3 separate regions of the Homo sapiens genome follow, and all the other regions are linked to region 2. Evidence: chromatin contacts called from ENCODE Hi-C or POLR2A ChIA-PET data. All regions are on one chromosome and are shown on one strand. The core of a region is the stretch at or near the end of the contact, and the rest is flanking DNA. Distances in the headings are between cores, read along the strand shown. Region 1 overlaps DENND1A (DENN domain containing 1A). Region 2 overlaps DENND1A (DENN domain containing 1A). Region 3 overlaps DENND1A (DENN domain containing 1A).

The links. Hi-C counts contacts between places; a loop is a spot of excess contacts on that map. ChIA-PET counts read pairs that join two places held with the same protein, here RNA polymerase II (POLR2A). Pooled maps may share reads with other maps.
Region 1: a pooled map shows a loop between it and region 2 (7-fold over the local background). The contact joins two enhancer-like sites. A Hi-C loop is called at or near these places in 1 of 37 single-sample maps with no recorded cell type and 4 of 50 pooled maps. POLR2A ChIA-PET finds 5 or more read pairs at or near these places in 1 of 52 experiments (activated CD4-positive, alpha-beta T cell).
Region 3: a map of GM12878 shows a loop between it and region 2 (2.6-fold over the local background). The contact joins two enhancer-like sites. A Hi-C loop is called at or near these places in 1 of 168 maps with a recorded cell type or tissue (GM12878), 6 of 37 single-sample maps with no recorded cell type and 7 of 50 pooled maps. POLR2A ChIA-PET finds 5 or more read pairs at or near these places in 2 of 52 experiments (activated CD4-positive, alpha-beta T cell and activated T-cell).

Annotation. Positions count from the first base shown.
Region 1 is chr9:123,567,793-123,570,686 of GRCh38, forward strand. All of the region lies in intron 12 of DENND1A (DENN domain containing 1A), which reads right to left. It overlaps LOC105376266 (a long non-coding RNA gene), which reads right to left. Exons shown (of 2, transcript XR_930332.3): 1 at 2,443-2,894; 2 at 1-1,803. Among named protein-coding and RNA genes, the nearest start is that of MIR7150, 84 kb to the left of the region's middle. Within about 2 kb of position 1,465, at least 4 of the 41 ENCODE cell types and tissues checked have a DNase peak (open chromatin) inside an H3K27ac peak, as active enhancers do.
Region 2 is chr9:123,740,813-123,743,512 of GRCh38, forward strand. The region is part of intron 5 of DENND1A (DENN domain containing 1A); the gene reads right to left. Among named protein-coding and RNA genes, the nearest start is that of DENND1A, 190 kb to the right of the region's middle. Within about 2 kb of position 1,264, at least 5 of the 41 ENCODE cell types and tissues checked have a DNase peak (open chromatin) inside an H3K27ac peak, as active enhancers do.
Region 3 is chr9:123,548,061-123,550,836 of GRCh38, forward strand. The region is part of intron 13 of DENND1A (DENN domain containing 1A); the gene reads right to left. Among named protein-coding and RNA genes, the nearest start is that of MIR7150, 64 kb to the left of the region's middle. Within about 2 kb of position 1,376, at least 4 of the 41 ENCODE cell types and tissues checked have a DNase peak (open chromatin) inside an H3K27ac peak, as active enhancers do.

The sequences.
Region 1 (2,894 bases), core at 215-2,714, 170 kb before region 2:
CACAGCAGGAATGCCACCAAGATGCCTGCTTCCCTAAAGCCGTGTTAACAAACTAAACCATAGAGGTGTAGAAATTTTAACCATCAGTTCACAGCTAGAAATTGAAATTCACAAAACTCTAAGAAAACAGTAGGTTGCTTGGGGCACTTGGGTTGTATTTGCACTGAGCTTTGAGAGAAAAGCAAAACTAAAACTATTCCAGTCACCACCAGGAGTTCAGATTTAGATGAGTACAAAGGTGTTCACAAATGCCAACCAAACTTCAGACCTGACATGGAATGAGACAACTCAGATGGAGCAATGGCAGCATGTCATAAACATGCATAATAAATCAATGTCTTGATTGATCAATGGATGAATATATTCTAGTGACCTCTAGGCATGAGGGGACCACACTTTACAGTACATGGATTTACTCTGGGCTCAGCCCGACCTGAGTTCAAATTCTGGCTCTCCTCCTGGCAATTATCTGGATGCCTCTAGGCAAGTTACTTGGCCCCTTTTCTTCATCTATAAAAAGGGGATAAAGTACCCTCCCCTTCTTTTTTTTGCAGGATTCTTATGTAGATTAAATGTCAAGATTTTCAAATCCCCTAGCACAGTGCCTGGCACACTGTAGGGGCCTAATCGATGGTGACTATTCTTCTGCGCTAGCTCAACTCCAAAGCCAAAACTACCCAAGCCTTTATTTTAGCATCGAAAAGAATCATGGGTTCACAATGAACATATTCTAGGGCATCAATTACTGAAATGTCACTCATTATGCTGAGCCTAGTGGATTTACTTAGTGACCCAAACTTGGTGTGTATTTGGGAGTTAATGAAGAGCTTGGTGTTTACAAAGATAAAAGTGGGGTTTGTCTCAGCCACAATCCTGGGCTGAATGGATACAGATTTCCCTGCTTAGGGATGTGGCCAGGCCGGATTCATGGTGGATCACATGGATACATCCACACAGAGCGAGATATCTCCCAAGGGGATCCGGGCATCTCCACCTCCTCAGGGGAGGAAAAAAAAACAAAACAGGAAGGGGGGTGGGAAGTGTGTATAATAGATGTGTTTCACAGTGTCCCCGCTGTGATGAACAACTTGATCCACTTACAGTTCCAAACACATGATGCATAAAAGAGCTGACAGAAATTCAATTCTTGCAAAGAAAAGCATCTGCTCTCTAGTGGGAACGGCCAAATATTAAGCAGTTTTAAGGCAGGGCAAAGACCTAGAGGAGCACACTTCATTATCTAGATAGCTAGAGTAAAGAAATGCAGAGGATTACAAACGAACGAAAAAGTAGCCAAGATTCCAAGCATTAATTACCCGGGGTAAAATGATTCAAGTTAAATCTTTGTTACGACAAATATTAAACCCAGCTGTGTTTATGTAGCAGTTGTGAAAAAGAAGAAAAAAAGAAATCCGTGTACAATATCTGTGAGCTCTGCCAGTTAATTGAATTCGCTGGCAGCACTTCCTCCACCACGAGCCAAACATCCTCAAAGATAAAATGTAGCTTTTAAACAGACCTGGGAAAAACAGAATCAAGAAATTTCAACCAATAAAACACAACTCTTTACTGGTATGAAAGTAAAGTAAAATTCAGTAATGAAAGGAAGGAAGTCTCTTAAACATTTACTGCATTCCAAAGCTTGGAATTGTGGTTTATTGCTGAGGTCTCTTCTGATGTCCCACAGTGCTCCTGCTCCAGCATCTTTAATGAAGTCCCATAAACTCCCATAAAATCCTCGATCGTTGACAAATCATACACACACGCTTAGGGCAAGGCTCACTGGATCACGATGCTCTCTTCCTGAATGAATGAAATTTACAAGTCACAGCATGGACAGTGTCGCCAAGTGGCCCAAGACAGAACAGGGATGGACAAACAACTCCTGAAAAGCACAAGGGATGAATGACTGGATGCTGGTCACAGGTGCTACTAAGAATTCTCTCTAGCACACTGTCCCCTGACCCCAAGTCCAATATCAGTAGACGTGGGGTGGGGGAAAGCTTTGGTCAGATTCTAGCAACCAGCAAAGCAGCAAGAGGTGGGATCCAACACTCGACCCTTAGTCTGGGACTCCTGGTAGCATGAATTTTATCACATCATTCCCTGGCTTAATCACCTTAGTAGATGCCCCACTGCCCCAAACTTGAAGTCCAAACTTGTTTTTGTGACCATTCCCAATCTGGTCCCTCCTGTCTATTTGGGTCTCATCTTTTGTCCCTCCCAACCACACACCCTATGTTCTAGCCGTAATAAACTGTTAATTCCTGGTTCACACCTCCAACCTCCATGCATTCAGTTCTCATCCCCCAGTGTGCTCATCGCTCCTTTCCAGGAAGGATGACTGTTTCTCAAGTGTTTCCATGTCCCCATGGCTCAATACACTGAGCATACACCCAAAAAACTTTGGCTAAATGAATAATGAACAAATAATCTCCATACCTGAAGTGGCTATAGATCTGCCCATCTGGAAGACTCTGAACTAGAAACATCCAGAGTCTCCTGTGTATGGAAGCAAAGCTGTCAGTAAAAAGTATAAATGGGTAGAAGAGCAATGGCAAGAGATGAGGTAGGAGAGATGGGCAGAAAGTGGATTACAAAGGCCCATATTATGGAGCCTGAATTTCACCAAGAGAAAAATGAGGCACCACTAAAGGTTTTCAGTTGGGGAGTGGTCTCCATGCTCTGTAATACACCTTTGTTTATAGCCTGGAGGATGGATGGGGACTGGAGAAGTGGGGGCAAGACTGGCAGTCCAGCCTGCATTAGCTTTTCTACTAACCAGCCTGGGACCTCACTGAGAATAAAGGTTATGTCTTAATCACCTCCATACTCATTATACCCAATATAAAGCCTAGCACATAGTAGGTGCTCAGGAAATGCCTGCTGAATGA
Region 2 (2,700 bases), core at 14-2,513:
TAGGTAATTAAACATGATGGCATCACCTACTTTCTGCGGAAGAAATAAATGTTCTAAGGTAAAGAAAGATGCTGAGGAAGGGAAAGTGAGAGAGAGAGAGAGAGAGAGAGAGAGAGAGAGAGAGAGAGAGTATGGACAGGCAAGTACCAGGACTAGGAAATAGTTATTTCAGCAACTTTTATTCATTCAATAAGTACTTATGTAGAATCTACTAGGGGTCAGCTACTCTCAAGGGTTCTCTCAATGGCATCTAAATTCTTGTACCCTCTCAAGGAAATTATATAATTTCTTCTTTCAAAGTTTCCATATTCCTAGGCCAATGTGACATTCCTTTTTTCTCCTCACACATGCCTGGCTGAAATCATGCCAAACCTCAGCAACTTTTAAAAGTGATAAGTCTGCTAGAGTATTTATGTTAAAAACAATTTCAACGGCATACCTGGAAATAAATATTCTACTCCAACAACCAAAATTTTACAAGTGATTAAAGTGGAAAGAGATATGAACGGATATGATCGGATATCTCAGAATGACAATCCATAACTAAGCTAGCTTCCCTACCCACCATCAATGTCAACAATGTCAAAGGAAACTCTGTAAGCAGAATAACTACTTCCTCTTTTTAGCCTGATCCATTTATCCATTTTTCAAAATTTCAGGTATTTCAGACAATGTAGTCTTTTGGATTAAAGACAAGAACTAAGGAAAATATTAATTTCTAACTCAGTTACTATGCTGGTTTACAGAGGCAGCATCATAATTGTTTAAGGCCCTTCCTTAGGGTTCTTTTGATAGGAAAGGAGAAGAAATTGCTTAACTTCCTCATTGCTCAGTCTCCTCAATGAGTAAAATAGACAGATATCCTGGTTATCCCTTCACCTTGATATGAAACTAAACTTTGTTAAATAAAGCTCCAGAGTGAGTGGGTGCTGAGTGTCATTCAACAAATGATAATTCCCCAATCCGAGTTTCAAGTTCTCATTTTATATTTGAGCAACATAGCACAACGCTGACAAAAAGAGGATTAAATCAAGGATTCTGAGCAGAGAGGGGAAAGGCCATGATCATTCCTATCAAAAAAGAAAGGGCAGTTATTTTCTCTTTTCTTTCCTTTAAAAAGAAAGTACTGAGGGATAATTCTGATGTGTCTATTCCAGCAGAACATTTGAAAGACGTGTCCAATTCAGGCCAGAGCGTTGCTCTCAGAGCGAAGGGTATCACCATGCTCTAGAGTTCAGTCTCCTCTGCACATACATAAACACAAGTGCATAGCGCCCCAACGCTGTTTGTCCCCTCGGCCTCACAGCTCTGCCAGTTGGCAAACCCAAGCCAGGAAGTTGTCAATTCCAATTGCGTTTAGGCCATGTAGTCCTATTAAAGAAGGCCTGCTGGTTAAGGGGCGTCCTCTGTTTCCAAAGCATGGGAAAAAAAAAAAAAAGGCTATGCTTAGATTGGAGCTGGCAACTTTCACTGACTAGAGTTTTCAAGGAGCTATGAATGAGTTTAACAAAGGAGGTCTGTGGCTAGTTTCTGGCTGAAGTCCATGTCAACAGTTTTTAAGGTCACAGGCCACACTAACTAACATTTATTCCCAGCAGACCCTGTTCTAAACACAAGCTGTAAGTAGTACAAATTTGGAATTTTTCTGTAATCCCTTGAGATATTCCTGATCCTTCCACATGTTTCTGCTCAATTAAAAACAATTCTCACTTTGCACCACAAGAGAGGCCATGCTCAGCAATCTCAGTTCATCCTTAGGGTAGACGAACAAAAACCTGGCAAATCAAAGGGCTTGAGTGGGGAAGGGAAGGAATTCAGCTGGATCACACTGAAAAGTGCAGACAGCTCCCCAGGGGCTCAGTTTGTGAAAGCATAAAACAGGTTATGACAGAGATCCTGAGGCCATAAAAAGCAGGTTTGAGACACACATTGGGAATAGGTTCCTAGTCATTTTACAGAAATAAGATAAAAATTTCTGAGAAAATTAACAGGTCAACTAGGTGAGTAGAGAATGGTGATAATGCATAGGACAGATGCTAAATATCCCACTTGGAAATTAATACTAACATTTCTCAATTAAGAGGAACTCCTTTAACATCTCTGAAATCAAAATGCATTTTGGGAACAAACTAAAAATTTAACACAGTCATTTCTCCCCCTGAAAAAATATTTTTACATCAATGGTGCAGTGTATAACTAATGGTATTTTTAAGTCTTGGCAGACAACATGGGAATAACTGCCTTGGACTGAGTACCAAAGATGTGCTATGCACTGTGCGTGGTATGTCCATTAAAAAAAAATCTCTCCTGAGCGAGGCATGGTGGCTCACACCTGTAATCCCAGCACTTTGGGAGGTTGAGACAGGCAGATCACTTGAGGTCAGGAGTTCAAGGTCAGCCTGGCCAACATGACAAAACCCTGTCTCTACTAAAAATAAATTAGCTGGATATGGTGTCGTGCACCTGTAATCCCAGCTACTTGGGAGGCTGAGGTGGGAGAATCACTTGAACTCAGGAGGCAGAGGCTGCAGTGAGCCGAGATCGTGCCACTGCACTCCAGCCTGAGCGATGGAGTAAGACTCAGTCCCAAAAGATAAATAAATAAATAAATAAATAAATAATAAAAATAAAAACATAGGCCGGGCGCGGTGGCTCACTCCTGTAATCCCAGCACTTTGGGAGGCTGGGGTGGGTGCATCA
Region 3 (2,776 bases), core at 126-2,625, 190 kb before region 2:
GATGACAGAACTAGAATTAAAACCCAGGTGATTCCAAAGGCCATACTCCTTCCATCACATTCGGTGGCCTCCTTAGCCACTTAGAGCCACAGAGCTATAGTGATGGTCCCTGAAGTCCTGGGGCAGAAGCACCTCCCCTTATCCTTGCTTCATTCCCAGGACATGATCTTGACTTCAGATGACCACTAAAATGGGAAAAAATGTTAATTAGCAAGTTACCAGCCCCTTCTGCAGTCCCCTTTACACTCCCCCATCAATGAATCTGCTTAGCTCCGGCCTGTAGGTTTTGGCTATAATTCCTTATCCACTTGCCTAAAATATACCGGAAAATAAAACAAATGTTTCATGAACTTTTCCTACAGATATTCTTGGGTCCATATTCGTGCTTCCCACAGACACTGCTACCCACTTAACAAAAGCACGGACTCTGTGAAAAACATTTTGGAGGTTCCTCAAAAAGTTAAACGTAGAATTACCAGATGACCCACAACTGCGCTTTTAGGTATATAGCCAAATGACTTGCAAGCAGGTGTTCAACTATTAATTATACACACACATTCACAGCAGCACTACTCATAACAGCCAAAACATAGAAACAACCCAGGTGTCCATTAACAAGTGAGTGGATAAACAAAATATGGTATATACAGATAGTGGAATATTATTCAGTCTTAAAGAGGGCTGAAGTTCTGATGCATGCTATAACACGGATGAACCTGGTGAACATGATGCTACCAAAATAAGCCAGGCAAAGGGACAAATATTGAATGATTCCGCTTCTATGAACTATCTAGAATAGGCAAATTCATAGAGACAGAAAGTAGACTAGAGGTTACTAAGGGCTGGGGGAAAGGGAAATGAGAAGTTCTTGCTCACTGGATACAGAGGTTCTGTTGGGAGTGATGAAAAATGTTGCAAATAGACAGTAGTGATGGTTGCACATTGTGAATGCCATTCATGCCAATGAACTGTATACTTAACAATGGTTAAAATAGCACATCTTATGTTATATGTATTTTTTACATTTTTTTTCCTTAAAGCATGGGCTCTTTAGACAGACCTGGGTGTGATGGGGTGAGTCCCAGCTCCACCACTCCCAACCTGTGTGGAGGGTCACAGAGCCTCACACAGACACACAGCTGCACACACACATCAGTCCCTTCCAGGCGTCATGCAGTTTCCTCTTTCTCCCGGTTTCCTTGCTTCCTTATCTCTCATCTTGCTGTACTGTACATAGTGTCTTAAGGTTCCTCAAACCTATTTTCAGCACAAGATGGGGGCACAGACAAATTAGTCACATCCCTTATGTGTGTTCTGGGAATCCTCTGCTTGTCTGTGTGGAGGGCAGGGAGTGCGCACCCTCCCACCCATCAAGGGTTCTTGATTCTTTTTCCATCTTGAGCCACCGCGAGGCTGAGTCAACCGAAATCTGCTTTCTTGCGATGCTGTGACAAGTTGGCCCCCACAGTCAGGCTCCTGCTCACAGACTCAGTTCTTCCACTCAGAAGGCTTTGAAATACAGCATTTCAAAGCTTTATTCACAAAGATGTTTAGTGGAGTATTACTTATAATATCAAAAGACTGGAAATAACCTAAATGTCCAACAAGGGAGGGTGGTTATGGAAATTATGGTAGTTATACTTGATGGAATATTCTGCAGTTATGTAAAAATGCATATGAAATCTTGTTAAATGGGGGCGGGGAACTAACTTTTAACTGAGATTTGCTTGTACCTATGTAAACCCTTTGCATAATGAAAAAATAAAGAGTAAATACAAAAGGCATATGTAGTAAAAATCAGTGGGACTATGGTGCTGTTTTGATTTTACTACTTTAAAAATATTTTTCTGCTTTCCACTACACCAAAAACAAATCCGAAAACAGTTTTTATTGTTTTTTCATAAACAACTTGAGATCAACAGGGTTACTCAATCAGGACACAGATATATGTGGTGTTTTTCCAACCTGCTCCAACACAACCTCGTGCATTCATCCTTGAAAGCCAGGCTATCAATCTGCTTTTATCTCAACTTCTGCGTCCTCCAGGGGTTTTAGGTGGATAAATATGACTCAGCAGAATCACATGCAAAATCATGGGCTATAAGGTGGATGATACCAGTGTACCCACAGCTGAATCTGGAAGCTGGCCTCTTGGGATGAACTAAGCAAGTGGGACCAGAGTGAGCTGGCTGCTGCCTGTTTAAACAGTTTGCTTACTGCCCCCACCCAGCATTCGCTCCCTGTGGGCAGTAGCTCTGTTCCCTTTATCTTAGGGAAGCCCAGCTAGCAGGTTGGCCCAGAGAGGGCCACACAAGCTAGCTGAATAAACAGCTCCCATAGTGCTCCATCTACACTGGCCTTTCCACAGACACTGGCACAGAAGAGGACGCGTCTTCAAACACCAATACCCATGGGTTTTGCTCTTTAACCTAACATATACCAAGGACCTGCGGTGGGCCAGACATGGGGAGAGGAACCCTCACATGCACCGTCATGCAGCATGGGTTATGAAATAAGAAACTCTAAGCAGAAAAGGGGATGAATTGAAAGCACACAAATCTATCTGCAAAAGTTCTTTAAAACTGAGACCAGCGTGTGTGAAATGTGTTTCGAGGGGGGTGTATTAGCCTTATTCAGATTTCATGATGATATAATTTTAAACAAAGGAGTGAGGTAAAAGATTGTTTAAAAAATTCTTTCGTTCTCTCTAGGAAGGAGGAATATTCAAGGCAAATTTTAGAACCATACTGCTACACATATCCTCCAAAAGTTGCAA